Linked DNA regions of Homo sapiens: regions 1, 2, 3, 4, 5 and 7 are each linked to region 6. Evidence: chromatin loops called from intact Hi-C (ENCODE). Cell type or tissue: CD4-positive, alpha-beta T cell. All regions are shown on one strand.

What was found. A loop is a pair of places that touch in the nucleus more often than their neighbours do. Peaks named below come from ENCODE experiments on the same cell type or tissue, not always from the same donor. Only the 100,000 strongest peaks of a DNase experiment are listed, where the experiment ranks them.
Region 1: it touches region 6 in a loop (5-fold over the local background); 26 of 110 quality-filtered maps call a loop at or near these places.
Region 2: it touches region 6 in a loop (6-fold over the local background); 108 of 110 quality-filtered maps call a loop at or near these places.
Region 3: a loop joins it to region 6, with 6 times the contacts of the local background. A loop is called at or near these places in 78 of 110 quality-filtered maps.
Region 4: a loop joins it to region 6, with 5 times the contacts of the local background. A loop is called at or near these places in 109 of 110 quality-filtered maps.
Region 5: it touches region 6 in a loop (3-fold over the local background); 29 of 110 quality-filtered maps call a loop at or near these places.
Region 7: a loop joins it to region 6, with 4 times the contacts of the local background. A loop is called at or near these places in 29 of 110 quality-filtered maps.

What each region holds. Positions count from the first base shown.
Region 1 is chr1:226,689,522-226,693,521 of GRCh38, reverse strand. The region is part of intron 2 of ITPKB (inositol-trisphosphate 3-kinase B); the gene reads left to right. Among named protein-coding and RNA genes, the nearest start is that of ITPKB-IT1, 16 kb to the right of the region's middle. In CD4-positive, alpha-beta T cell, no CTCF peak of the experiment used is centred here; DNase peaks (open chromatin) are centred at 2,061 and 2,851; H3K27ac peaks cover 3,486 bases.
Region 2 is chr1:226,625,018-226,629,017 of GRCh38, reverse strand. No RefSeq gene overlaps it. Among named protein-coding and RNA genes, the nearest start is that of ITPKB-IT1, 48 kb to the left of the region's middle. RefSeq lists an enhancer at 979-1,078. In CD4-positive, alpha-beta T cell, CTCF peaks have their summits at 2,169 and 2,370 (motif pointing left); DNase peaks (open chromatin) are centred at 1,007 and 2,347; H3K4me3 peaks cover 389 bases.
Region 3 is chr1:226,737,629-226,741,628 of GRCh38, reverse strand. It overlaps ITPKB (inositol-trisphosphate 3-kinase B), which reads left to right and starts at 2,347. Exons shown (of 8, transcript NM_002221.4): 1 at 2,347-2,588; 2 at 3,966-4,000. RefSeq lists enhancers at 2,341-2,590, 3,214-3,713 and a silencer at 2,811-3,050. In CD4-positive, alpha-beta T cell, no CTCF peak of the experiment used is centred here; DNase peaks (open chromatin) are centred at 2,198, 3,058 and 3,568; H3K4me3 peaks cover 2,896 bases; H3K27ac peaks cover 2,858 bases.
Region 4 is chr1:226,632,428-226,636,427 of GRCh38, reverse strand. It overlaps ITPKB (inositol-trisphosphate 3-kinase B), which reads left to right. Exons shown (of 8, transcript NM_002221.4): 8 at 1,542-4,000. The coding sequence ends at 1,757. Among named protein-coding and RNA genes, the nearest start is that of ITPKB-IT1, 41 kb to the left of the region's middle. RefSeq lists enhancers at 481-1,264, 3,371-3,520. In CD4-positive, alpha-beta T cell, CTCF peaks have their summits at 1,943 and 2,145 (motif pointing left); DNase peaks (open chromatin) are centred at 867, 1,684 and 2,117; H3K4me3 peaks cover 567 bases; H3K27ac peaks cover 1,946 bases.
Region 5 is chr1:226,422,194-226,426,193 of GRCh38, reverse strand. No RefSeq gene overlaps it. Among named protein-coding and RNA genes, the nearest start is that of PARP1, 16 kb to the right of the region's middle. RefSeq lists a silencer at 1,501-1,550. In CD4-positive, alpha-beta T cell, CTCF peaks have their summits at 1,320 and 1,524 (motif pointing left); DNase peaks (open chromatin) are centred at 373 and 1,483; H3K4me3 peaks cover 1,274 bases.
Region 6 is chr1:226,826,279-226,830,278 of GRCh38, reverse strand. LOC124904530 (a long non-coding RNA gene) reads right to left here and starts at 2,579. Exons shown (of 2, transcript XR_007066909.1): 1 at 2,434-2,579. RefSeq lists an enhancer at 1,897-2,191. In CD4-positive, alpha-beta T cell, CTCF peaks have their summits at 1,813 and 2,016 (motif pointing right); DNase peaks (open chromatin) are centred at 2,028 and 2,648; H3K4me3 peaks cover 481 bases.
Region 7 is chr1:226,709,529-226,713,528 of GRCh38, reverse strand. The region is part of intron 2 of ITPKB (inositol-trisphosphate 3-kinase B); the gene reads left to right. Among named protein-coding and RNA genes, the nearest start is that of ITPKB, 28 kb to the left of the region's middle. RefSeq lists enhancers at 510-579, 1,080-1,159, 1,520-1,579, 1,770-1,819. In CD4-positive, alpha-beta T cell, CTCF peaks have their summits at 1,945 and 2,147; DNase peaks (open chromatin) are centred at 593, 958, 1,418 and 2,148; H3K4me3 peaks cover 2,401 bases; H3K27ac peaks cover 3,539 bases.

The sequences.
Region 1 (4,000 bases), 140 kb after region 6:
ATATACTGAGCACACCATAAATTAGATTGCTTACAATAAAACATGTCAGTAGGGGGACAGGCAGTGATCTCTACGGACCCAGTAGGAAGTGGTTCTAAAGTCTAGAAATTAAATTCTAAAGCAGTGACTCTTAGGCAGGGGTTTTCCTAATATCTGTGTGCAAAGAGCTGCCCATCATCGCTCGACAGCAGTTTAGACCAGCTAGGGAAAGGAAGGGCATGGTGGAGGGTCTGACTGCTTCCAGAAGCCCGAAGAGATCTCAGCTCAGTGTCTTGTGTGTTCTGCTTCTGAGTTTTTGGCTGTCACTATTCCCAACAGAAACTGCAGTCCTGCTCCTGAGAAAGCAGAGCTGGGTGCTGTCTGCTCACCGAAGTTGACCAGAAGTGGCTCTTGTAATGTGCTACCTTCAAGGGCTTCTGGACCACCCTGGAGGACAGAGCACCCAAGCCACGGCTCACATGCCTGCCTTGCTCCCTGAGCAGCCGAACCTTATTACCATCACACTTGAAGCAGCTCATCAGGGATTTGTTTGAGGCAAAAGTTCCCAGGCCCAGGAAAAAGCTGAAAGCTGTGGACTTAGGAGCCAGATGTTGAGATTTTGTTGTCTGCTGATTGTTGGCTCTTGTCAGGAAAGGAGGAGGAGGAGAAATGAGAGTATATTCACAGTTGCATGGGGGAGTTTTTTACCCTTTTCTTTTTTTAAAGAAGTTGGTATGTTCTTCAAACCTGAGTATTTATATTTTGAGCACTAACAATTCTACATTTGAAGAATAAATCCCCTGCGTGACATGCTACCTTCAGCTCTCATTCTTGGGACTAAGCTGAGTGGTGATTTGGGGGTGGCTTTCCCTTTTAGTGGCCGGCTCAGAAATAGCCAGCACACTTATTACACAGACTGCCAGGCTCTCTGGAGGAAGACAGAGGCTTTGGAGCCCAAGTTTAGCGTCAGCTGTTCTGTGGCAGTGTAGGGTGAGAATTGGACCTGGTGGTTTATGTTAAGAAGTCCAGGGCTGCAGAATGGGAATGCTTTCTTTAGAAGTTTACCCCCTTAAAAATAATTTCCACTTTCCTATCTATTTAAAGGGGCTTTTGAACTTGTGTTTATGAAATGTCTTCCCGCCATTTCATGTGACTTGGGACACAGCAGCTGGGATGATCTTCCTTTTACCCAAATGGAAAGTTGGGTTGGGCTAGGGCCTATGGAAAAGCTGGAGAAGTTTAGAAGCCAGGCAAGCAGGATTATAAAAAACAAGAACCAGGGGAAAAAAAAAACCCACATGATTTTGAGAGGCAGCCTAGTGTAATGGAAAGAGTGTAAGCTTTAGAGTCAGATGACTTAGAGTTGAATCCTAGCTCTGCTCCTTGGACATATTGCTGAATTTCTTCCATTTCCTCATGTATAAAACTTGAAAGTTACAGGGTTTTGAAGGCTCTTGCATGTAGTAGGCCCTTGATAAATACTGATTCCCTCCCAGGCGTTTTATCTTTGTTTTTTCTGGGGCTCTTAACTTTTCCTCACTGGACCTTTGTAGGCACCCATTTGGGGTTCAGCAGGTACCTGGGAGCCCAGAGGAAAAAGAGTGCTACAGACTCCAGGTGGGCCCTGGGTGACCACTGAATCCACCTTCATGATCAGGGCCCACGCAACACAGAGCTGCTTCCAGAGCTCTGGGGGATTTGCTATTAGCTTGGGGTAGTTTAAAATTGAATCCATCACAATGACATGATGGGGAGACATAAACAGAACATTTGGGAGCAGAGCACAGCTGCTAAGGTGGCATGATAGACTGCTTGGCATTACAGCATTGTTATTTATTAGGGAAAGTTGAAATGGGTCAGAGAATGAAGTTTTCCTAAAGACCTCAGTCTTAGGACTAGCAGTCTCTTTTCATTGTTCCTCCATAAAAATGTTTTGCTCTGCTCTATATTGGGCCAAATGCACCAGCCAAAATACTGTTTTGCAAATTTCAGGGGAGGGGATGCGGCTGCTCATTGTGGGCCCTCCCCTTCCTGCTGTTGACTCAGGCCAGTCTAAGGCGTTCTGTGCTGCATTTGGGGGATTTTCTGGGGCCGATTTTAGAATGCTTGCTTACTGTGCATGCAGAGTCCCCCCAGCCAGGCCCCACCCCAGCACGGCTCCTGCCTCTGTCATCTGAAGCCTCATGGGCTGAGGCTGGGAAGAGAATAGAAGACACTGGTCATATGCATGTGCCCAGAGTTTGTTTGAGGAAGAGATTATACATCCATATTTCCAAAGAGAAAAAACAGAGGTTTTTTTTTTTTTAAATGTGGCAAAGTGTACATAACATAAAATTCACCATTTTAACCATTTTAAGTGCACAGTTTAGTGGCATTACATCCATTCACACTGTCACGCAGCCATCACCACCATCCATCTCTAGAACTTTTTCATTTTCTCAAACTGAAACTACCCATTAAATAATCCCTCTCCCCTCTCTCCTAGGCCCCTACAACCATTAATCTACTTTTCTGTCTTTGTGAATTTGCCTATTTTCGGTACTTGGGATAAGTGGAGTCATACAGCGTTTGTCCTTTTGTGTCTGGCTTATTTCATGGAGCATAATGTGCTCAAGGGTCATCCCTGTTGTAGCATGTGTCAGAATTTCCTTCCCTTTTAAGGCTGAATGATAATCCATTGTGTGTCTATATCACATTTTGTTTATCCAGTCATCTGCCGATGGCACTTGGCTTGCTTCCACCTTTTGGCTATTGCAGGAAACTAGTTTTGACGTGTTGAGATGCAGGCCTGATTTCCCTGCCTGCTTGTGAGGTAGGTGGACACGTTGAATTGACGGTCCTGTGTGTGAGTGAAGTGTGTGCGACTGTGTCTGAGTGTCTGTCCTTCTCAGTTGACGTAAATACTAGGGTTATGAAAAGTCCTGTTTTATATCTGAAGAAACTCTCCCTGCCCACTGGCTTGTCAGAGCCTCTTGATGAAAGGGTAAACAGGAGGTGAGTGCTTGACGTAGGAGGAGTGAGTTATCCTGCCTCAGCCTCCTGTCCTGGAGAGTGTGTTTACTGCAGGCTGCTGTGGGGATGAGAGGACCAGTTTGGGAGCCTGACAGCCCCAGATCAGGACCAGTCTCAGAATTTCTTTGTTGTGTGACTTTGGCTAGGTCACTTTAACTTTTCTGAGCCTGGTTGTCTACATCTAAGAGGATTTTGGGATCCATATTAAATGTAACATGTCAAAAGCTGTTGCCCGGTGCCTGGCTGATGGTATGTATTCAAAACACCTTCTCTTCCTTAAAGAAACGCTTATACACTGTTGGTGTGAGTGTAAATTAGTTCAACCACTATGGAAGACTGTGGCGATTCCTCAAAGACCTAAAGACAGAAATACCATTCAATCCAGCAATCTCACTACTGGGTATATACCCAAAAGAATATAAATCATTTTATTATAAAGACACATGCATGTTTATGTTCATTGCAGCACTGTTCCATAATGGCAAAGACATGGAATCAACCCAAATGCCCATCAGTGGTAGACTGGATAAAGAAAATGTGGTACATATACACCATTGAACACTACGCAGCCATAGAAAGGAATGAGATCATGTCCTTTGCAGGAACATGGTTGGAGCTGGAGGCCATTCTCCTCAGCAAACCAACACAGGAACCGAAAACCAAATACTGCATGTTATTATAAGTGGGAGCTAAATGATGAGAACACATGGACACATAGAGGGGAACAACAGATACTGGGGCCTTTTGAAGGGTAGAGGGTAGGAGGAGAGAGAGGATCAGGGGAAATAACTAATGGGTACTAGGCTTAATACATGGGTGATGAAATAATCTGTAAAACAAACCCCCATGACAAAAGTTTACCTATGTGACCTGTACATGTACCTCTGAACTTAAAAGTACACAAACACATATGCATGCACACACACACACACACACACACACACACACACACACACACACAAATAAAACCTTCCGACAAAGGAAAAAAACCCACAAAAACCTTCTCCTC
Region 2 (4,000 bases), 200 kb after region 6:
GGGCCCAGGCTTGTAATAACCCTGCCCAGTAAGACATCATGGACGAGTGGCCCCTTCGCCTGCTGCCTCTAGTGTGTGACATTTCTGTGCGTCAGAGACCTGCCTGGCCCCTGGCCCCCTCTTTTCCACTCCCTTAACCGCCCAGCTTCTGAACAGGCGTCACCTTAGAAATATGGCCCACCTGATTTCCTAAATAGTCTATTGGAAACAGCCATGCCATTAATTTATGTTTGGTCTGTAACTGCTTTAGTACTATAATAGCAGAGTTGAATTGTGTAGTTGTCACGGAGACCGCGCGGCTGCAAAGCCTAAAATATTTACCATCTGGCCCTATACAGAGAAAGTTTGCCAACTCCTGCCTGAGAATAATGGCAACCAGTAGCAATTAAAGATTGCTTTGTGCCAGGCACCATACCAGGTGATTAAAGCTAAGTAGCTTAATCTTTATAAAAAAGTCTATGATCAGCTTCGTCGACCCCACTTTGTAGGTAAGAAAGCAGAGGCACAGAGAGGGTGAGTAACTCATCTAAGATCACACAGCTGGTAGGCAACAGATGCAGGCTTTGAAACAAGGTTCAAAACCTTTCCCTGACTCTGCGCCCTATTCCTGAGCAGTCCAGGAGGTCTCCACAGCAGCGGGGTTTGCCCCGGCACCAGCACTATTCTGGGACTACTGAGACAGCCGTTGTCAAGCTGAGTCCTGGTTTGGGGACCTGGCCAGGCCCTGTGGAGTATGGACAGCTGAGTTGCAGCAACCCTTGGCTCTAGCCCCCAAGATCAACTGGCAGGACTTGCTCTCCAGCAGGACTGGGGGAGTTGGGGTGGGGTGGGGATATGGTTTGGCTCTGTGTCCCCCCACTCAAATCTCATCTTGAATTGTAATCACCACATGTCGAGGGAGGGACCTGGTGGGAGGTGATTGGATCATAGAGGTGGTTTCCCCCCTGCTGTTCTCATGATATAAGTGAGTTCCCACAAGATCTGATGTTTTAAAAGTGTTTGGCATTTCCCCGCCTCGCTCACTCTCTCCTGCCACCACGTAAGACGTGCCTTGCTTCCTCTTTGCCTTCTGCCATGATTGTAAGTTTCCTGAGACTTCCCCAACCATGCAGAACTGTGAGTCAATGAAACCTTTTTTTTCTTCATAAATTACCCAGTCTTAGGTAGTTCTTTATAGCAGTGTGAAAATGGACTAATGCAGGTGGGGACCCTGGGTCTCTCTAAGGAGGCACTGTTTTTGTTCTGGGCTCTCTGAAACCCTTCAGGGGAGCACAACCTAGGCACCCCCCACACCCCAGTCCTCTCTCCTCACAGCAGACTGACTGTGCAGAACCAAGTTTACTCTTTAGCTCACAGGCTGGCTCCCATGCCCTCCCACAGAAACACGGAATATTATCCTAGTTCCCACAAACACCTCGAAACAGTGGACAAGTCATTTTTCTTGCTGTTTTACTGCAACAGCTGTGGCCCGCTCCTGGCATTTCAAGTGCCATGCATGGGCCTGAGATGACAAATTCAACAAGCAAGTGAGAAAGGGAATGGCAAACCAGGAGTGAGAAGATGGATTTCATGCTTTAGCAAGACATGAGGGCTTGCAGGGTTTTTTTTAAACAAGAAAATAACGAGTTGATGTAATAATGACAACAATAATACAAGAGAGGGTCAAAGTGCCATCAGACACCTGTCTCAGTCTGTTTGGACTGCCATAAAAACACAGCACACACTGCATGGCTTAACTGAAATGTATTTTCTCACAGGTCTGGAGGGTGGAAAGTCCAAGATCAAGGCCAGGCTAGTTCAGTTTCTAAGGAGGGCTCTCTTCCTGGCTTGCAGACAGCCACCTTCTCACTACGTCCTCACACTGCAGAGAGCACACTCCTCTGCTTATAAGGCAACTAGCCCTATTGGGTTAGGGCCTCACCTTTATGACCCATTCAACCCTTACCATCTCCTCACACGCCCTATCTCCAAATACACATGAAGGGTTAGGGCTTCAACATTTGAATTTGGGGTCGATAACGGTGCATCTGTTGCTAACTAACATCCTGGACGGTTTCTAACTTCCAACCTGTACCTTTTCAAACTTGTGAATGAGTAAAGCAGTTTTGGGGGGAAAAAGTGCAATGCTAATTTCTGTGGCTTTCAATGTGGCAACATGTGTTTGGGTTATTTTAAAAATAGCTTCTGCAAATTATGGACAAACAGTATCTTACAGAGCCAGTTTGCTGTCGACAGCAGCCCTGTTTTTATTTCAATGGAAAAAAAAATGCCCAATTTTAGTCATGCTTTCTGAGAACACGTGCTGGAGTGAGATCAAGAGGGCCGCCTACAGAGGCGTCTGAAATAGCCTGGCGCCGCCTGCAGAGGCTGCCCCCTTCTGGACGGTCGGGTGCATTACAAGGTGCCCGAAGAAAAGGAAGACGGGTCAGGAGCTCAGCGACGTCCAATCCTGTACCCCCAGGAATGCCCTGGAGAAGAGAAAGCTCCCTTTCTTTCATGGCTTCTCCCAGCCTGGCTACATCTTTGCCCTGGCAGAAAGGCAGTGACCATGGCAATGATGAAGGAATCGCCAAAACCAAAGGTTAGGGAGGGCTTCCTGTGTGCTGGGCAGGGTGGTGCACACTGTACACCGGTTACTTTATTTCATCTGTACACTACTAGCACCCCCAGTTGAGGGGGGTGCTATTAGTGTTATCATAAATACATGTATAAATTAGGAAACATGCTCAGAGAGATTGAATAATTTGACCAAGTTTGCACAGCTAGTGAATGCCAGAGCCAGGATTAGAACCCAGATATAGGGCATGGCGTGGCAGTGGTCGGGTTCGCAGGCACATGGCATGCAGTGTGAAGAGGGCCGTGGTGGGGCAAACATGGGGCTCCACGGAGTACAGAGGAGGCCTGACCCAGGAGAGGGACAAGAAGGTCACTGAAGGGAGGCTTTGCAGAGGACGTGGCACCAGGAGATTGGAGGATGGAGCAGAACATGAAGGTCACAGAGGCACCTCCAGAGCATGCTTCATCTGGAGTCACTCCAGGCAGTGGGAGCAGAGGACCCTTGTGGAGCTGGTGAAGGGGTCAGGGCTGGATCACGACCTGGGGAGCCAGGGTGAGGCGCATGGACTTTCCTGCAGTGACAAGCAGGTGTCCTTGGAGGCTGTCAAGGTGGGGCATGATGAGATCACATTTGCATGTGATGGGGTCACTCTGGCTGCCTGTGGCTTAAAGAAGGGAAGACAATGCGAGGAGATTCATTAGGAGGAGGTCAGGTGAAGCAGAGGAGAGATGATGGGGTCCTGAAGTGAGGTCAAGGCCATGAGCAGGAGAGATGACGATGAGGTTGCATGGATGCCCTTCCACTGTGGCTGTAACATCGTGGGCCTGGGTGTCCCGAGAATGACTGGCTGGTAGGCCAGAAGCATGGGGATGGCCCACCCTGAGCTGGGAGCATGGGAGGACAGGCAGGACTGGAGGGCAGGGGAGCAGGGAATGAGTTTAGTTGAGACACATCTAGTTACAGGTGGCTGTGGGACATCCACATCTGAGGCCAACTGGACACGTGGGCCTGGAGTTCAGGAACCAGACCTGGGCAGGAGTCATGGGGATAGCATCAGAGGATTGCTGGGGCGCAGCAGGCAGGCAGACACACACTGCCGCACTCAGTGAGAAATGCAGAATTGAGAAGTGGATGTGCCAGTGAGTCCTGAAGTTTCAGAATTAAAAGAAAAACATCAGATTATTAACAGAGATTGGTTTGAGTGATGGGATAATGAGTGGTTTCTCTTTTTTTTTTTTTTTTTTTGAGAGTTTTGTTCTTATTGCCCAGGCTGGAGAACAGTGGCGCGATTTTGGCTAACTGCAACCTCCGCCTCCCAGGTCCAAGCGATTCTCCTGCCTCAGCCTCCCAAGTAGCTAGGATTATAGGCATCCACCACCACACCTGGCTAATTTTTTGTATTTTTATTAGAGATGGGGTTTCATCATGTTAGTCAGGCTGGTC
Region 3 (4,000 bases), 89 kb after region 6:
CGCTTTCATTTTCTCATCTGTAGAATAAGGATAATAATGATGCCTGCCTCGTAGGGTTTTTAATGAGGATAAAAATGTATAAATATTTATAATGTGTCTAGAACAGTGTCTCGCAAATAAGTACTATGTAAAATATTCTTCTCATGTTCATTTACAATCATGGAAGACAACTAGATTCTCTCTCAGGATGCAAGCTCACTATGCTAGCTTCCAGACATGGGTTTTATTCCATCTTTTCCCCAACCCCTGTTGCTCTTGGTGGCACAGTTAGAATTTTAGACTGGTAGAATCATCAGCTAGCCCCACCTCGAGCCCAAGGCAGAAACCCCTTCTGCATGTCACACCTGACAGCTGCTGGCTGCGTTCTGACCAATAATTCTTCAGGTTGACTGCACATTCAAGAAGTCTAAGTTTCTCAGCTACGGAAGCCTGATGATGTCAGGCTGTGAGGTGGCAGTGAGGTTTCCCAGGGATTGGGAAGCTAAGTGTCTGTGCTTAATGTATGCATTGCTAGGTCCTTCAGTTTCTTCCACCATGACACCTGACATGGGTATTGGCCTCTACTAGAACAAAGGCCCCTCAGACATGAACTCCAATGACTGGGTCTCCTGAAAACTGGCAACTCCTCTTTTTTGCCCCTAGGGAACCAAATTAGGGTCAAGGAGAGGGCTGGCTTCTCTTTCTTAGGAACTGCTCAGATCCTGAATAACTGCTCAGAGACCTGAATAACTCTGGGCTCTTTTTTTTTTTTTTTTTTTTTTTTTTTAGATGGAGTCTCACTCTGTCGCTCAGGCTGGAGTGCAGTGGTGAGATCTTGGCTCATTGCAACCTCCACCTCCTGGGTTCAAGCGATTCTCCTGCCTCAGCAGCCACCCAAGTAGCTGGGATTACAGGAGCGCACCACCACGACCTACTAATTTTTGTATTTTTAGTAAAGACAGGGTTTCACCATGTTGGTTAGGCTGGTCTCGAACTCCTGACCTTGTGATCTGCCTGCCTTGGCCTCCCAAAGTTCTGGGATTGGGCTTTTTTTTAAAAAAGCCCCATTGAGGGTAGGAGGGTAATTAGGTTCAATTCTTCCATTTCTAATTTTTAAAAATTATAAAGTTTTCAACAGTGTGTGATTCTCAGGTATTCTTGGCTAGAAGATCTCTTGATTTCAGATTTAGCATGAGCCTCTTCCTGATGGAGCAGCAGGTTGCTTTGCTCACTTAACAGTATTGTTACATAAACAAGCAAGAGATCTGTGTGCTACAAGTAAAGTCAAAATTTCCATCTGAATTTCAGCTAATCATGATATAAGGACCAATTCAGGCTTTGGATGTTTCAGTCTCCTGAGCCGTGCAGCTGTGTTTTCCCTCCTTTCACTAAATGCTGTAGTTTAAGATTTAGAGAATTATGTAAAACACACTGGCAGTGCCAGGGCTTAGAAGGGGTAGGATCCCCTGCCCAGTAATGTTGGCTGATGTTCTTTCTCCCTTTTTTGCTGATAGTAGGGGAGAAAGTTTCTTGAAAATGATCCAGTCTACAGGAGACAGTCTACAAGGGTCTACAGGAGCAAGAGGGGTTTCAGACGTTACCCAAGCCTTCTTAGTTTCAGGACTATGCTTTTTCTTAAAATAATTCTGAGAATTAAGTGCAAAAATATGCGAATGTCACATGTGCCGTGTGCATTTATAAATAAATGTGACATGTAAAGGTGTATTTATATATCTACCAATTGCACTGCAAAACCATCCCCAGCTCATAGACCAACCAGTCTTCCAAAATACTACTGTGATGCACTTAAAACCTGCAACTCTGCAGGAAGGTGACCTCAATGTACCTTCTTTGAATTTGCAGAACTGTGTACAAGAACACAAACTGTTTATACAGGATTGTAGCCTTTTTTAAATGCTAAAAAGGTCCCCATGATTTGCTTTGTTTAAGACATACACTCAAAACTTTATTAAAAACATTTTTCAAAAATAGTTTCATAAAGCTAGACACATCAGCAAGCCTCGATTGAGGGGTGGAAAATGAATTGTATATCTTTAAACCGCAGAAGTTAAAAGCCTTTTTTGTTGTTGTTAGCTAACAATGGAAACTTTTTTTTAAGTGTTTCCCTCCCTCGTCTTGCCAAGCAATAGAAAAAAAAAAAAAAGAAGAAAAGAAAAACTTGTTCCGCTGAGTTCAACCCCAGACAGGCTCACAACTTCCTTCCTGCTTTCCTCCCCCAAGCCTCCGCCTTTCTCCCTCCTCCCTCCTCCACTACCCCCCCCCCCAACAACTTTTCTTTCTTTCTTTTTTTTTTTTTTAATCGTGCATTGAACAAACACTGAAGTAGCCCGGAGCAGACACTGACAGGGGCAGTATCTCCACGGTCGAAAAGGGCGTGCAGGGCCGGCTTGGCGTCGCCACTGCCGGGATCGCCGGGCCCCTGAACCGAAGAGCTTTCCCCCCTCTTTCGCACTCCTCTTTTTTGTCTTCCATAGCTTGTGAGAAAATAATTTCTGAGCATTTTTACTTTTAAAGCCATCTCGTCCCTACGAGGTTTGCGCCTCTGGGCATGTAGTCTACACAGGACCTGAGAATCTGAGAAACTGCAGGTAAGTTTGGCGGCCTTTTAATGGCTCTCGCCTCTGAACAACCCTCTTTTCCCTCACTTTCTGCTCTGGAGCGAATCTCGGCGTTCCTGGTTCCGAAACAGGGCAAAGGGGTGGGCTGGGGAGGCAGGGAAGGGGGTTTGATTTTGGAGGGTGACATGGAGTGGCGGTGGGGAGAAAATAGGGAGAGACGAGGTCTCCGCATTTCTCCTACCCGCCTTCCGGGCCGCTCACTCCGCGCCGCCTCCCTCAGCGCGCTCCAGGAGTCCCCAGGCTGGGGTCTCGGGGCGGCTCTGCTGGCGCCGGGCGAGGCTGCCCGGGATGCGGAGAAGCCCTGCGCTCCGCGGCGCTGCCCTGGGGTGTTAGAGCGCCGGCTCCTGGGAGGTTTGCAGAGCTAGAGGCTCTGTGCACCTAGGGCTGCTGCCCGGCTGCAGCCATGCACGCCCCTAAGTTCCTCCGAGTGGGCGCGGGTCCGGGAGCCCGCAGGGGCAGTCGCGTCCTCGGCAACAGGGCGCGCTGAGAGCGGACTCGCTCCGCGCGCGTGCGGCGTATACACACACGCGTGTATACACACACACTCACAGACACCCCCCCATAGGGGACGACGGCAGGGGGGCAGCAAGTACTGGTTCCGGTAAAGAGAACGTGTAGAACCTCGGTGCGCCCACACTCACAAAACACTTGTCTAGGGATAGGCGACAAGGCTAGCCCTGAAAAATGCTTCGGCTGCGGCCCCGCTGCCCGCCCAGGCCTTCGTAGGCCGAGAGACACAGCCCCAAGGCTAGGGTCAGGAAGGTAAACGGCGGGCACGCGGGCGCCCTCCCAGATCCGGGCGCTGGCAGCGGCTCGGGCAAGGCAGGTCCCGCTTAGGTTCCCTCCGAGCCGGTCGGTCTCTGATGCCCCGAGAGGGTGGAGCAGGGAGACCCTGAAGCCCAGGGCGAGGGCTGCCGGGTTGCCCTGGATAGCCAATGTTTGCTCAGGCTGGGGAGACCCGGAGACGGTGGCTGGGGTGTCCTCAGCCCGGGAGAGCTGAGTCAGCCGCGCCCCGCACACAGCATACTTAGGAGCCAAGGACTTGGACCTCGCTTCTCGCCGGTCCGCGAGACGAGTATTAGGATTGGGATTTGAAGGGACCTCATAAAGCGCATCGCAGCCTGGGGCGAGGTGGGGGGCGGGGAAGCACACCCGAAACCGCGCTGGCGACCGAGGCAGCCGGGGCATGCCCTCGCCGAGCCTCGCCGTCCCCATAGGTGAGATGTCCGGTGGCGCTGGGTCCCGGATAGATTGTGTTCCCGGGGCTCTCTCTGGGTTCTGCAGGCGACCCCCAACTCCCCCCGCGCGCCCTCCAGGGTCCTGACTTTTCTCCTTGTATCTCCACAGCCGCACGGTTGTTTATGGAGCTTTGGGCGGGGGCT
Region 4 (4,000 bases), 190 kb after region 6:
GCCTGGAGAGGATGGCTGCGAGGAGGGGGTGGCACACCCAGAGAGGAGACTCAGGCTTTGCTGTGCCCCTAGCAGGGAGCTCGGTCCTTCTCGGAATGTTCTTTGCTCTCCTTGTCCCCCAGACCCTCAGCTCCTCCTGTGGCCTCTCCTTTCCACTTGATGAAGCATCCTCCTGCCACCTGCCAGAGCCCCCTTTGCCCCAGCTGCCTCTCTGGACGATGGGGGTGCTGCCTGGCTGCCTGACCCCAGGGGCCAAGCCTGGGAGAACTTAAGGCCACAGAGCTCTGTCTCAAAGCCGTTCCCACCCTTCTTCAACACTTCTGCTTTTATTTCTTGGAAAAGCATTTTGTTCTACACTTTTTGGGGTCTCCCTTAAGGTCTAGAAAGAGGCCAAATCAGCTTGGGTCTGTTGTTTTCCACCTGCGAAGAGGAAGCCCCTTTTTTGGGCTCAGCCTCGCCAGGGGCCCCACCTGCCCTGCACTGCTGGAAGCTGGAATGTCACCTGAGCCCTTTCTGTGCCCCCGGCCTTCCTCTGGCCCCACTGAGGTGATGCAGGGGTATGTGTGGCCATATTTGGGAAAGCGCCTCGCTCCCATGCAGAGGCTCTGAGCTCACCCAGGAGGGGCAGGCTCTTTGGTGCCCACTATCCCTGGGCCAGGCTGGGAAGGCCCTATAGGGTCTGCCCACGCTGAATCTGCAGGGGTTGTGCTGCTGGGGTGGGGGTGCTGTGTGCATTTGAAACAGGTTCTTCACCACCCCCGCCCCGGGATAGTTTGGACGCTCCTGGGCACCTTCCCCTTCACTGTGGTTCCCTGCAGAGTGTTTGGGAGGAGTCAGGTTCTAGGAGGCGGAAGGGCGAGGCCCCAGATTGGGTTGTGGTCTAGAAAGAGTGGAAAGTTTGCCCAGGTGCAGTGTGATTCATGCCCGTAATCTCAGCACTTTCCGAGGCCAAGGCAGGAGAATGGCTTGAGCTTAGGAGTTTGGGACCAGCCTGGGTAACATAGTGAAACCCTGTCTCTACAAAAATAAAAAACAAAAAGTTAGCCGGGCATCGTGGTGCATGCCTGTAGTCCCAACTACTCGGGAGGCTGTGGTGGGAGGATCGCTTGAGCCTAGGAGATCAAGGCTACAGTAAGCTGAGGTTGCACCACTGCACTCCAGCTGGGGCGACAGAGTAAGACCCTGTCTGGAAGGAAGGAAGGAAGGGAAGAAAGGAAGGAAAAGAAGGAAGGCAGGAAGGAAGGAAAGAAAGAGGGAGGGAAGGAGTGGAAAGTGTGCAGGCCAGAGTCAGGGGGTGAAGGGGTGCCTGCTGCTGCCCACACAGAAGGGTGGTCGCCGACCCTGGAACCCGATGCCCTCTGCCCAGGCATGGCCATTCTTGGGCCGGCTCTGCTGCCTGTCTGAAAATGGGGATTGGAATTGCAGGCACCCAACTGTCCGGCCTGAGCGAGCCTCCCCACCTGGTCACCCAGGCCCCGGGCCGCAGTGGGGAGGGCGAGGCCCGGGCTTCAGCTCACCCTTCACCCCCATGTTCTCCTCAGGTCATTGGCAGCTCCCTCCTCTTCATCCACGACAAGAAGGAACAGGCCAAAGTGTGGATGATCGACTTTGGGAAAACCACGCCCCTGCCTGAGGGCCAGACCCTGCAGCATGACGTCCCCTGGCAGGAGGGGAACCGGGAGGATGGCTACCTCTCGGGGCTCAATAACCTCGTCGACATCCTGACCGAGATGTCCCAGGATGCCCCACTCGCCTGAGCTGCCCACGCCCTCCCTGGCCCCCGCCTGGGCCTCCTTTCCTCCTCCTGTGCTTCCTTTCTCGTTCCTAACTTTTCCTTCACTTACACCTGACTGACCCTCCTGAACTGCACTACAAGACACTTTGTAGAAGAGGAGATGAGAGTTTCTAGTCATTTTCCTAACTTCAGGGCTTGGAGGTGGTGTTTGCACTGCTTTTTGTAGAGAGGGTCACCTACTAGAAGAGAAATGCCCAGTCTTAGAGGTGGGTCAGGTGTAGAGCTGGAGGGGGTCCCTGGCTGCTGAGGGGACCCTACCAGATGAGCCCTGCCTCTGGGAGCCCCCTAGGAAGCACCAGCCTGGACCTACCACCTGCGGAGGCCTGCTGCCCCCTGGCGGCCAGTGCTGTTAGAGTGCTGCCAAGCACAGCCTTATTTCTGCCGGGGCCTCCCCACCGGAGAGCCCAGGGGGCCGGCCGGGTTCCTGGTCCCTGGCTGGGAGCAGGGCTTTCTGGTAGTTGGGGCACAAAACCATCGGGGAACCACATGTTGACTGTGAGCAAAGTGTCTTCCGATTAGCAGCCTCAGGGATGCCCTGGTGGCCTCTCCAGGGCTGCTCAGGCAAGGCCCCCCACCCATCTGGTATGGAAACCTGCCGGCTCCAGGCCAGACCCAGGAGCCAAGAGAAGGCTGAAGCCAGCTTGGCTGTGTTCTCTGATCTAGGCCTTCCCAGAGGAGGCGAGCAGAAGCTGTGCCACTTGGAATTGCAACCCATGAGTTCAGAAGGCACACTCTGCCATGCTGAGCTCCAAGGGTGCTACCAGGGGAAGATGGGATCTATAGAGTCTCTGGGCCCTGGCCCCAGGGAGGAGCACATTTTTCTTGACCCTCACCTACCTGGTGCTAGTTGGTCAACCCTGCCTGCATACATGGGCTCCTGTCATGGGGCCCAGAGTCCCTTGCAGATATAGAAATAGGGGAGGAGCTCAGGTCTGCGCCAGGCAGGAAGAAGGCAGGCTTCTGGCTTCCAGAGGTGCCGCGGTGGCCTCCTGGCATCATTTGTTATTGCCTCTGAAACAAGCCTTACTGCCTGGAGGGCTTAGATTCCTGCTTCTCCAATGTAGTGTGGGTATCTTGTAGGGTATGTGGTGGATGCCAGGGCGTGCTCCAGGCACCTCTTCCTGAAGTCTCTGCATTTGGAGATTCGTGGAGAACCTATTTAAGCCCAATTTTAACTGAAAGCCAGTGAGTCTGATATGGAAGGGAATGTAAAATTTGCCTGACTTCTTAAGAACAAAACCCCCAGCTCTGTGCCCCATGCTCCTTGGGGCTTGCCACCCACTCCTTTGCTGTCAGAGGTACAGGAGCTGGGAGAGTCCAGGAGCTAGGGACACAGAGGGAGACTATGGACCAAGGTGTGTGTGTCTGGAGGAACCACTGCCCACCCCACCACCCCGGGGTCTCTGGGGAACTGTCAACCTGCCCACGGGACATGTACATTTCCCCTTTTGTGCTGGAAGTGTGAGTGACACTTGCTGGGGGTGGAGGGTGGGACACATGAGGATGTATAAGTACAGATTTTAAAAAAGGAAATCAACTTACACTTCCTGGCTCTTGTTTAAAACAGTGGTGAGCTCCTGTGTGGGCCGACTTGCTAAAGGTCACACACGCGCCCGGTGGAGCACGAGAGACCTCGTGGCAGCATGTGATCTGGAAGGCAGGCAGGACGGGGGCGTTGGGGAGCCAAAGTCAACTCTGGGCCTCTGGAGCTATAGTGACTTTTGGGCTAGAAGGGACCCTGGTGGTCTGTGCTTCAGCCATTTGCAGGGCAGGGGCATCATTAATTCAGACGTAAAGATTCTATGAATATGGACTGGCCAAAAGTTATCCTTACTCCATCTGTGAAAGAAGTTTGCTAAAGCAAATCATGATATGAACAAAAATTACAGGGGACCTGTTTAAGAGAACAAAATGTTCCAAGCACTTTAGGCAGACACCAGCTGTTTGCAAACAATGTGCTAATATGCAAATGATGTGCTTATTAAAGGAGGCCCATGGGGCCTCTTATTGGCAATACTTGGCTGTGGGTTACATTAAATATGTGAACATAGTATGAAGTAGCATCATTTTAGGGTTATTCTGTTACTTAGGGTTTTTGTTTTCTGTTTTTTTTTTCTCTTTTTTTGTATTTACCGTGCTAGTTCTCTTCTACACCTACTCTGTCTCTCAAGCCATTTTGCCACTCGCTTCCCTGCCATCTGGCCC
Region 5 (4,000 bases), 400 kb after region 6:
AGAACCTTTATGTCTAGCTCAGGGATTGTAAATACACCAATCGGCACTCTGTCTCTAGCTCAAGGTTTGTAAACACACCAATCAGCACACTGTGTCTAGCTCAGGGTTTGTGAGTGCACCAATGGACACTCTGTATCTAGCTACTCTGGTGGGGCCTTCGACAACCTTTGTGTCTAGCTCAGGGATTGTAAACGCACCAATCAGCGCCCTGTCAAAACAGACCACTGGGCTCTACCAGTCAGCGAACGTGGGTGGGGCCAGATAAGAGAATAAAAGTAGGCTGCCGGAGCCAGCAGCGGCAACCCTCCTGGGATATTCTTCTGCAGTGTGGAAGCTTTGTTCTTTCGCTCTTTGCAATAAATCTTGCTACTGCTCACTCTTTGGGTCCACGCTTTTTTTATGAGCTGTAACACTCACCGCCAAGGTCTGCAGCTTTACTTCTGAGCCAGCGAAACCACGAACCCACCAGAAAGAAGAAACTCCTAACACATCCGGCCATCAGAAGGAACAAACTCCAGACGCGCCACCTTAAGAGCTGTAATGTAACACTCACCGCGAGGGTCCGCGGCTTCATTGTTGAAGTCAGTGAGACCGAGAACCCACCAATTCCGGACACACTGGGAGCAAGGGGCCACCAGGTTGCTTAAGGAGGGGTGAACTGACTCAGGTCAAAAACGGAGCAGTTCAAAACTCCCGTTCTGATCAGTAGTGGAACCGCACCTGTGAGTAATCACCGTACTGCAGAATGGGCAACATAGTGAGACCCCCATGTCTAAAAATAATAATTAAAAATTTAAAAAGAAAAGGATTTCCTGTGGAGGATTTTCAAAATACACTGGCCTAGGTTTCTGTCCCAGAGATTTGGATCTGGGCCAGGGCCCAGGTGTGTATTTGAGGGGTAATAAATGAAATTAATACATGTACAGTGCTTAGAAGGGCTCACATTATCATGCAAAAAATGTTAGCTCTGTTATTCATTGTTATCCAAAAAGTCTATTGAGTATCTACTCTGTGCAGCACCGGAAATACACTGATAAGCCCACATCTCTGCTCTTTCAGAGCTTACAACGTGCAGAGGAAAAAACAAACAACAAAAAATAAAAAAAAAAAATTGAAACTAGCAAATTCAAAGAGTGCTATATCCAGTCTGCCCTCAAACCCCTGCCTTTTCTGCCTCCTAGGACTATCCTCTTCTCTCCTCCCACTGCCACTGTCCTGGTCCAGGCCGCCATCACCTCTCACCAGGATGGCTCCAACAGCTCCCAATTTTCTCTGCCTGCAGCCTTGCAGCTTTCCTCACAATGCAACCAGAGGGATTGTCTAAAAGGCGCATCTTCCTCCTCTCCTGCCAGTTTCCAAATCTCTTCTCCAAGTGTGCTGCCGGCAAATTAAACAAGACAACCAACCCAGGCTGGAGTAGATCTTGCGGGTTTCTTTCATCAACATCACACCTCATTAGGTTGATTTGTGTGTTTCCAGAGTTGCCTGTGCTGGGTGAGTGTGTGTATTTTGAACACCATCTAGTGGACAATAGGGCAATTTATTTCCAGGCTATGGAATGAACTCCCCAAGCCCTAGTCAATCTTTCGAACTTCAAAGATTTAATAAGTAGCCAGATTTTAAAAGCAAAGATTGTTCTTGACCCCATAACAAGATCAGAGTCAAAGGCAACTTGCAGCCTGCTTCAGAAGCTCCACTCTGCCAATAGGCCAGAGGGAAAGGAGGAGTAGGGTGGTGCCAAATAGAGGTAACTTTGGCCGTTAAGATCCTTTTGTCCTCACCCCAGATGCTGGTTCCTTGCTCTCCCTGTAGCTTCAGATTCTCAGCTGGTTTCCCATCCCTTTTCCTAAAAGGACAACAGCCCTGCCTAGCAGATTTCAAATTTCAGTCTACCAAGCACTGCTATTTCGCTCTCTCTCTCTCTTTTGTCTTTTTTTAAAGAGACGGAGTCTCACTCTGTCACCCAGGCTGGAGTGCAGTGGCACAATCACAATTCATTGCAGCCCTGAGCTCAAGCCATCCTCCCACCTCAACCTCTGGGACTACAGGCCCATGCCACCATGACTACCTAACTTTTTAAAATTTTTTGTAGAATGGTTGGGTGTGGTAGCCCACATCTGTAATCTCAGCACTTTGGGAGGGCAAGCCAAGGGGATTGCTTGACCCCAGGAGTTCAAGACCAGCCTGGGCAACATGGCGAAACCCCATCTATACAAAAAATTCAAAAATTATCCTGGCATGCTTGTAGCATCCTGCGCACGCCTGTAGCCTCAACTACTTGGGAGGCTGAGGTGGGAGGATCAGTTGAGCCTGACAGGAGGAGGCTGCAGTCAGCCAAGATCATGCCACTGCACTCCAGCCTGGGCAACAGAGCGAGACCCTGCCTCAGAAAAAAAAAATTGTTTTTGTCGAGACAGGGTCTCTCTGTGTTTCCCATGCTGGTCTCGAATGCCTGGCCTCAAGCAATCCCCCTGCCTCGGCCTCCCAAAGTGTTGGGATGACATCTGTGAGCCACCACACTTGGCCCCCAAGCACTGCTATTTCCCATGGTAAATTAATAAATTGGTGTCCTGATTTTCATATCAGTCTCCCAATGGGTTCCCAATGGATTCCTTCTGGATACGTGGACAAAATTGAGTTACGAGACTAAGAAAGCTCAGTGTCAGACCCTAGAACATGGTGAGCCCATCAAGGTCAGGCCACCTGGTCATTCCTTGAGCACCAGTCAACTGGCCTCCCTGTGGAATGGCCATCTTGTCACCATCACAATTACATCTCGAGAATGTGAGTGCTCAGAGCATGGCCTCTTCTCAGGCTGGCAAGTCTTGACCAGAGGGCATTCATTTAATATCAAATATTTATGGAGCTTCCTCTGTGGGCCTCACTAGAGTCTTAACATGCATTATCTTTCTTAATCTTCACATTGGCCTCCTAGGTACATACTACTATTATCTCCATTTTACAGGTGAGCAGATGGGCCTAGAGAGATGAAGAACTTTGCTTATAGACACAGAGCTAGCAAGAGGCAGGTCCTCCTGGGATTTCACAACCTGGGCAATTTAACTAGCATGCCTTGTGTGACTCTGGAATGAGGACCTAGATTATCTGTCAGGGACCTAGTCAAAAGCTTTCTTCTTCCCTTAATTTCTGAGAAAACTCTAAGCTGGACTTGTTGAATGGCTAGCTCTGTAATCTCCCAGAGGCTCAATCCTTACTTTTAACAAGGTCCTGTTGATGAGTGGCCCCAAAGAAGCTGCCTGTTAATGGGCACCAGCACCCACTGGGCACAGACCCTTGGGAAACCATAGTTTGCGGTTACAGGGTAGGGCTGTTAATTTATTTCCCCTTTAAGGATGCCCAGAAAGAAGTGATCCTATGGAGAGACACTGTTCCCTGGACCAAGGACACCTGCCCTTCCATGGCCCTTGCTTACACTATAGGCAGACCCCTCAAGCAGATGGGCACAGTGCAATGGATCCTGCTTCATACTCCAGCAGACTCACTCACTGCAAGGACAATCAGACTGCCCGAGAGCCCTGCGCTTCGCAACATGTTGCTTCCCACCTCCAAAGACAGACCCAGGGCAGAAGTGCTGCGGAGAGCTTCCGTTGGGTTTGTCTGCTCTTGGTTTGTTGTTTGAAACTTTTTATTGTGAAATTGGGCCAAGCACAGTGGCTTATGCCTGTAATACCAGCACTTTGGGAGGCCGAGATAGGTGGATTGCTTCAGCCCAGGGGTTTGAGACCAGCCTGGGCAACATGGTGTAACCCCGTCTCTACAAAAAAAAAAAAAATACAAAAATTAGCCCGGTGTGTTGGTGGGTGCGTGTAGTCCCAGCTACTCAGGAGGCTGCGGTGGAAGAATCAGTTGAGCCCAGGAAGTTGAGCCTGCAGTGAGCTGAGATCCCGCCACTGCTCTCTAGCCTGGGCAACAGAGTGAGGCCCTGTCTCAAAAAAACAAACAAACAAAAAACCCTTTTATTATGAAATATATGAATGTG
Region 6 (4,000 bases):
AAAGGGCAAATCATATTCCTTTGTGGGTATACACCACATTTTGGTGATCTGTTGTTCTGTTGAGGGACATTTGTGTTGCCCCCACCTTTTGGCTATTCGGAATGATGCTGCTATGAACAAAGGTGTGCAGCTATCTCTTTGAGACTGTGCTTTCAATTTTTGTAGTTACACACTCAGAAGTGGAATTGGGGCCGGGCGCAGTGGCTCACGCCTGTAATCCCAGTGCTTTGGGAGGCCGAGGCAGGCGGATCACATGAGGTCAGGAGTTTGAGACCAGCCTTGCCAACATGGTGAAACCCCGTCTCTACTAAAATACAAAAATTAGCCGGGCGTGGTGGCAGGTGCCTGTAATCCCAGCTACTCAGGAGGCTGAAGCAGGGGAATCGTTTGAACCTGGTAGGCAGAGGTTGCAGTGAGCCAAGATTGTGCCACTGCACTCCAGCCTGGGCAACAAAGCGAGACTCCGTCTCAAAAAAAAAAAAAAAAGAAAAAGAAGTGGAATTGCCGAATTGAATGGTCATTCCATTTTTAATTTTTTGAGGAACTGACATACTGCTTTCCACAGCAGCTGTACCATTCTACGTTTCCATTAACAGAGGACAAGAGTTCCAATTTCTCCATCCTCACCAACACTTATTTTCTTTCTTTCTTTAGTTTTTTAATAGTCACCATCCGCATGGGTGTGAGGTGGTATACACTTTTGCTTTTTAGCTTTTATTAAAAGCCTGGTGTCTTTCGGCCACAATCCTTTTCTTCAAAGCCTAACTGGGCACTTCAGTGTTCAGCTGTATATTTCCTTTCTCGAAATATGTACAGTAGGAGTATGTTTTCTCTCTGACTTAGGGAAAACTGAGTTGATGTCTTCAGGTGGGGGAACAATTAGCCAGCAGAGACATCTGCCCCCTCAGAGAGTGCCTGGAATGATTCAGCCAAATTTTCTGACTTGCAAGGGGTCCTTTTCTGCTATTAAGGCTCCTGAGCACCCATCCCAAAGTTGTATGTTCCCCCAGAGAACAGCTTTCCCAGATGGAATCTTGGTGCAGCTGTCGGAGGTGCTTGGGTACCCTTCCAGGTTATATGTTATGTGCATGTGAATTTAGTGATAGGAACCTTGGTCTCACTGAGAAGTAATGAAAAGGGTCTAAAGTCTGTGATGCTAGGCCAGGGGCAGTGGCTCACGCCTGTAATCTCAGCACTTTGGAAGGCCAAGGAGGGTGGATCACCTGAGGTCAAGAGTTTGAGACCAGCCTGGCCAACATGGTGAAATCCTATCTCTAATAAAAATACAAAAATTAGCCGGGCATGGTGGTGCGTGCCTGTAATCCCAGCTACTGGGGAGGCTGAGGCAGGAGAATCACTTGAACCCAGTAGGCAGAGGTTGCAGTGAGCTGAGATCACGCCATTGCACTCCAGCCTGGGCGACAGAGCAAGACCCCATCTCAGAAAATAAATAAATAAGTAAATAAGTAAAGAAATAAAAGTCGGCCAGGCGCGGTGGCTGACGCCTGTAATCTCAGCACTTTGGGAGGCCGAGGCGGGTGGATCACGAGGTCAGGAATTCAAGAGCAGCCTGGCCAAGATGGTGAAACTCCGTCTCTACAAAAAATACAAAAATTAGCTGGGCATGGTGGCAGGCGCCTGTAATTCCAGCTACTCAGGAGGCTGAGGCAGAGAATTGCTTGAACCCGGGAGGCGGAGGTTGCAGTGAGCTGAGATCGTGCCACTGCACTCCAGACTGGGTGGCAGATCAAGACTCTGTCTCAAAAATAAATAAATAAATAAATATAAAAATCTGTGGTTATAGAAGGTAATCATTATTACAACATTATACATTACAGCAATGTATCCTACAATTACGTTGAAGTTCGTAAAACACAAGTGGCACAATTTTTCCTTTTGGAGCCTCAGTCAGGGGTCTTGAGGCGGTGTCCCCAGGGGCACACCCTTTGGTTTCCGCCTCGGAGTGCTCAGCCCCAGCCCAGTGCCTCTGACCGGAGACCAGGGCCGCGAAGCAGCTTGTCTCCCGCTAGAGGGCGCTGGGCTCCTTGGTTCAGATCGTCTTCGGGACTCCAGGGAGGCCTCTGGCTCTCTTCCGGTTTGACTGGGCCTCCCGGGCTCTATTTTTAGGCCTCTGTGTTGGCCTTGGGCGTTCAGACCTGGAGACCCCGCTGAATCAGGGAATAGCGTAGTCTCTCACAGGATATGAGTGGTGACCCCTCAGGAGTCAGGGTCCCTGTGAGGGTGGGGTCACCGTTCACAGAGCACCCAAGGACCACGCAGGGGAGGTGGAGGGGGGGAAGAAGGCCTTTTTCTCACGTTTCGAGATTCGTTCTCACATTCGTTCTCAGACTTTGTTCTCACATTCTTTTTCAAAAGGAAAATAAAATTTTAAAAGAAAAATGCTAGGGACCAAAGAAAAACGTATTCATCTACCTTGACTTCTCCTATGGTACTTCCTGAAAAGTTGAAAATTGTGTGGGAGGCGCAGGAAGCCATCCCTTCTGCTTCCTCACTTGCTGGTGCGACCTCCTCGCAGCGTTTGGGCTCTGCAAGCTTTCAGCGGCACCAGTTCTGAGAGCAGGCGCCCAGGCCCCACCCTCAGCGCTTCCCACTCCATAGAGCCGGGTGTGGCCCAAGAATCTGCCTTTTTTGGCAAACACCTCTTTGGAGTCTCAGGCGGGTAATCCTCAAACCACACTTTGAGGCACTTTCCACGGGGCTCATGTCCTCTGATGCTGTTTGCTTACTTCTTACAGTTCTCACAGAAATTTTACACTCCCAGTAGGAAGCCTCCATGCAGGAATTCCACACGTTTTAGTATTTTAGACTACCGGTTCCTTCTCCTCTGTGCGAGTCCCCAGGCAGGCCCTATCCTGAGTTCTGAAACGTGGTGGTGTCTTCAGCAACCCCTCAGTTCTAACCCCTGCTTCCTCAGTTCTAACCCCTGCTCCCCATTCCCGACCCTCAGCCTCCTACTTCTGATGCTCCGGGGCTGCCCTGAGCCTGGCAGCCTTCTAAATTTCTTTCATTTATTGCACTGAGCTCTTGGAAGAAATCTTCCCTCCTGCGATAGAAGCCCTTAAGTAAGAGTCTGGCTTTCCGTCTCTTTCCCTAGTATCAGGGTCTCACTCAACTCCAACTCCAGACTCACAAACGCACACATGCTGTGTAGCTGCAACAACTGTGACTGTTCCCCAGGCATACTCCGGCAGCTAGACAACAGCTAATGTTCAGGTTTGTGCAGTGCGTCCTGCTTTGATGGTGCTGGGTAAAAGCTGAGGTCACCGGGCCTGGCGGCTCATGCCTGTAAATCCCAGCATTTTGGGAGCCCGAGGCGGGAGGATCGCTTGAGCCCAGGAGTATGAGACCAGCCTGAGCAACATAGGGAGACCCCATCTCTACAAAATAAATAAATAATGTAGCTACGCATGGTGGTGCGGGCCTGCAGATCCAGCTATTCAGGAGGCTGAGCTGGGAGAATTGCTTGAGCCCAGGAGGTTGAGGCTGCAGTGAGATGTGATTGCACCACTGCACTCCAGCCTGGGCGACAGAGGGAAACCCTGTGTCAAAAAAAAAGCTGAGGTCAACGGATTTAGGAATCAGTCATTACCCCACCCATGTCTGAGACAGCTGGGAATAGAACATATTGAGCAAAAATCCACTTTGGAGGCCGGGCGCAGTGTCTCACGCCTGTAATCCCAGCACTTTGGGAGGGTGAGGCGGGTGGATCACGAGGTCAGGAGTTCAAGACCAGCCTGGCCAAGATGGTGAAACCCTGTCTCTACTAAAAATACAAAAATTAGCCAGGCACGGTGGCGGGCGCCTGTAATCCCAGCTACTTGGGAGACTGAGGCAGGAGAATCACTTGAACCCGGGAGGCGGAAGTTGCAGTGAGCCGAGACCGCACCATTGCACTCCAGCCTCGGCGACAGAGCGAGACTCCATCTCAAAACAACAACAACAACAACCACAACAAAATCCACTTTGGAGAATTTGATGC
Region 7 (4,000 bases), 120 kb after region 6:
TGAGGAGATAGGGTGCCTGGCCGTAGTGGATCTAAAACGGGATGACACCGGAAACCTGTGGGGAGGACGCCGTCCTTGTCGCCCCTTGACAGAGGGGGCACAGAGGCCTTAGAGAAACAAAAATAAAAATAGCAATTGTTTGCCACTTCCCTCCCTAATAAAGTGTTCTCTCCAAACCTGGTTTCCACTCTATTTCTGAACTGTTTCGCCCCATGGTGTGTAGGAAGCCAGGGTAAATGTGGGAGTGGGAGGAAGGGGACACAGGCAGCAACTCAAAGGAAGGCAGAATTAGTAGCCGTCTGGGAACCGGGGGCGGGGGCATTCTAGAAATGCGAAGAGGTCGAATAGCCAGCTGGGTCCGGAGTCTCCTCACCTCTGGTGTCTTAGCGGAGCATGAGTGTGTATGTATGTGTGTGTATATGTGTGTATATTTATTTGCGCATATGCACGTGTGTATGTGTGTGTGCATGCATGTGTGTATATGGGTAAGTGTGCAGTGTGTGTTTACGTGCATGCATGCATGTATGGGTGTAGATATGTGGGTGTGTAGATAAGTGTGGGTGGGCACATGCGTACACCCACTGGAGGGGTGCGATGGAAGTTGTGTGCAGCTGCGTGAGCGTTACTGACCATCCTGTGGTTTGCTGATAGCTGCTTAATCTGGGTTGTGTGTTTCCTCCCTCCCCAAGCAGACACTCAGGGTGCTCCGTGATGCACCGGGACGCTAATATTTTCACACCTGCAATCTGTATTGTTCTTTTCTCCTTCGGAGAGCAATATTGCCCTTCTGGGTGCTTAAGCAGGAAACACAGGACCAGATAATTTAAGAGGAGCCTTAATGCTCAGGGCCAGAACAGACAGACGGGCCTGAACAAGGTCACAGGCCGTCCAGGGAGTGCAGGGCTAGGGCAATGCCAGCCCACTTCCTTCCAGCCGAGCGCTCCCTTCACGGTGACCACCTTCCCTTCAACGTCTTTGTTTCCCGGCTGTAAAATGGGCATGTTGCATACAGCTATGTAGGAAGTGTTTGCAAGTGCCCAGGCTCTGGGAATTTGAGTAAAGAAGGCCCTTTGTCAGTGGCGCACACAGCCTCGGCTTTCTTCACCTTGTCAGTTGTCCATTCAGGTGGAGTAGCTATGAACACCCACTTACCCTTCACGTATCCTAGGATCAGGACTGTGCCTGCAGTGACCACGAAGGCTGGGGAGCCAGATGGCTATGGACCTCACGAGGGCCTGCCAGTTCCCAGGAAGGGGGTCTGGGCTGCCAGGACAGGGGGCAGCAGCAGGACTCAGAGAGAGGGGTTGCCTCGCAGTGAGCCCTGCCCATCTCTCGTGCGGTGGGAAGGTGGTTTAAACCCTGCCCTTACCCCATGCTCTGAGGTCTCCGGAAGACACAGGTGCTATATATAAAACTAAGACTATTATCTCACTCTTGCTAAGTTTCCACCCTCGCGGCTTACTGTACACCACCGGGGAGAACATTTCCTGAAGCCCTTCTCCCGGAGCTCTGAGGCCAGGGTGAGGGACGCCTTCTGAGAGAGAAAACCTTCCCCGCAGGGAGGCCTTTTGCAGAACAGGGAGGAGAATAAAAATGTCCAGGCAAATGCCCAACCTCACCCTAGTGAGCTTCCCACTAGCTGAGCTGGGGACCAACATGGTACCAGCCTACAGGGAAGCCCCTCATCTTCCCCCTTTTGCCTTTTAACATGGAGTCTCTGGGTCAGGGATGGACACGGTGGTGAGGGATGCTAAGTATGAGCAGACACCCTAGTGGGTTCAGCTCAAACTCCAGAGGGGATGGGGATGGGCAACACTCCTGAGGAACTTCTGTTCAGCACTCGTCATCGCCAGGACAAATGATGGGAGGTCCAGGTTGGGAGGTTTCCATTTAAGCGTTGGTTCCTTGCAATTTCCCTGGGTAGTTTTTTCAAACAACCCATGATTGTCATTTTCGGTCGGACGATCCCCATTGTTTGGGACTGTCCAGCACACTGAAGGTCACTGAGCATCTGGGCATCTGGGCCTTGGAGCACTATTTGCCATTGTGCAACATACACAACACACACACACACACACACACACACTCTCTCTCTCTCTCTCTCTCTCTCTCTCTCTCTCTCTTTCAAAACACCCTCTAGGGCTGGAGGCAGGTACTGCATCTGGTTAGGAACCACTGCAAGGAATTATTTACCTTGGCAACATCTCAAGAGGATATCGAACTGGAGTCAAAGGATTTTGGGGAGGTGGAGTAGGAAGGAGGTAGAGGATGTTAGGCTGAGAAATGTCCTGTCAGCTTGGACATGGTGTTGGCCAAATTTTTTTAAGTGAAGAATTTTCATTTTTTTTGTCCTATTTATGAGCACCCAATTGACTGAGCACCCTCAGTTAATTGGAGAATCTTGTGCATTTTGTTTGGCTTTGTTTTCATTCTTTCTTAATAAGAATGTCTTAATAAGATGTCTCTTAATAAGCACTATTACCTGTGGGGCCAGCTTCATGAATGCAGTTGCACAGGCCGCATGCTCAGAAGGGCCCTGCTTTTGGGGTTGAATGCCTGGCCCATTGCTGCCTTGAAATTCTTAATAATTCTTTGAGTTGGTGTTTGTAAGTGAAGTCCAGTGGGACAATGAAGCATGAATTCTCTGGGCTCCAGTCCCACCTGACTTCCTTCTCCCCACCCCTGGCAACTACTGACTCTTCTGATCCCATCAGGGGCCTGGGTGAAGGTTCAGGGAGGGATAGAGTTGGCGTCACTGGTGTCCCAAGGCAGGGTGTGGTGGCCATCCCTACCCCAGGCTGGCAGGGCCAAAAAGTGGACAACTGCATGAGAATCCAGCTCACTCCAGATCCAAATACCAAGCGTGTCCCAGCATGAGTGTGTAATCGCTTTGGGTCTGCCCAGGCAGGTGTGTGGGAAGAGGGGACCTCTCTGCTCCTGGCCCAGCACCTGGTAGAGGACGGCAGTAGACGCTTAAGAGTGGCCAGAGTCAAGGGGCGGGATCCCAGCATCTTGTGAGACTCTGCACTCATTAAACAGCAAATAAGAAACACTGTATCAAGTTGAGAGAAACCCTGCAGAAGAAAGGAAGGAAACGGTTTATTTTAGTACGTTTTATGGCACTTTTTTCCTGCTTTTTGAACAAGGGCGCTGCATTTTTACTTTGCACTGGGCCCTGAAACTTACGTAGCTGGCCCCTACTTGCTTACTTCATTGCTATCTGCAGTTTCTGTTTATTTTCTGTCTCCCGTTTCTAAAAAGAAATAACTAGTTAAAAGGGCTCACCATGAACACAGGTGCTTCCATTTGTTTCCCCCTTTCTGTTCTTCTGAGGGACATTATCACCAGCCAATCACCAGCTGCCCCACCCCAGACTTCTTTTCCAATGCTACCTGTTAGCACGGCACCTTCTGAAGGAGGCCGTGAGTCAGGGGAGAGGAGACAGGGGCAGGGAAGACAGATTTATCTGTCACTGGGATGTGGCTGAATTTTGTGGTGGGTGGGTTGTGAATCTTCCCATTAGGGAGTGATTTCTTCCCAGGTAGTTATGAGCTAGTGCTGGCCCCAGGCAGGATGCTGTCAGGATACTAGACAGGGAACCATAAAGCAAGGTTGCAAGAAATGAGGCTCTGCTCTCATCAGCAAGCTTTACTAAGGGACTCTCTTCAAGCAGGGAGATAGTGCTGCACCAAACAAGTTAAGCACTGTCCTTGGGCAGGAGTATCATGCCGTAAGACATGGCCCAAGAGAGAATGACAGTGAGGAAACCTAATTGCAGGTCAGGTGGGCCTGTAGACAGGGACAGGTGAGGGCTAGGCCCTGCCCACTGCCGCTTCTCACCGTTGGTCCCCAGTCATGGAAGTTTCATATTTAGACAAAGGAAGGTCAGGGAAGTATCACGTCTTCTGCTTTACCTAGGAAGTTCTTGTTGGGGGGAAGTTGGATGTCAGGAGCCACTGTGCCTGCCTCTACCCTAGTCCCCTCCACAGCCTGCTGCATA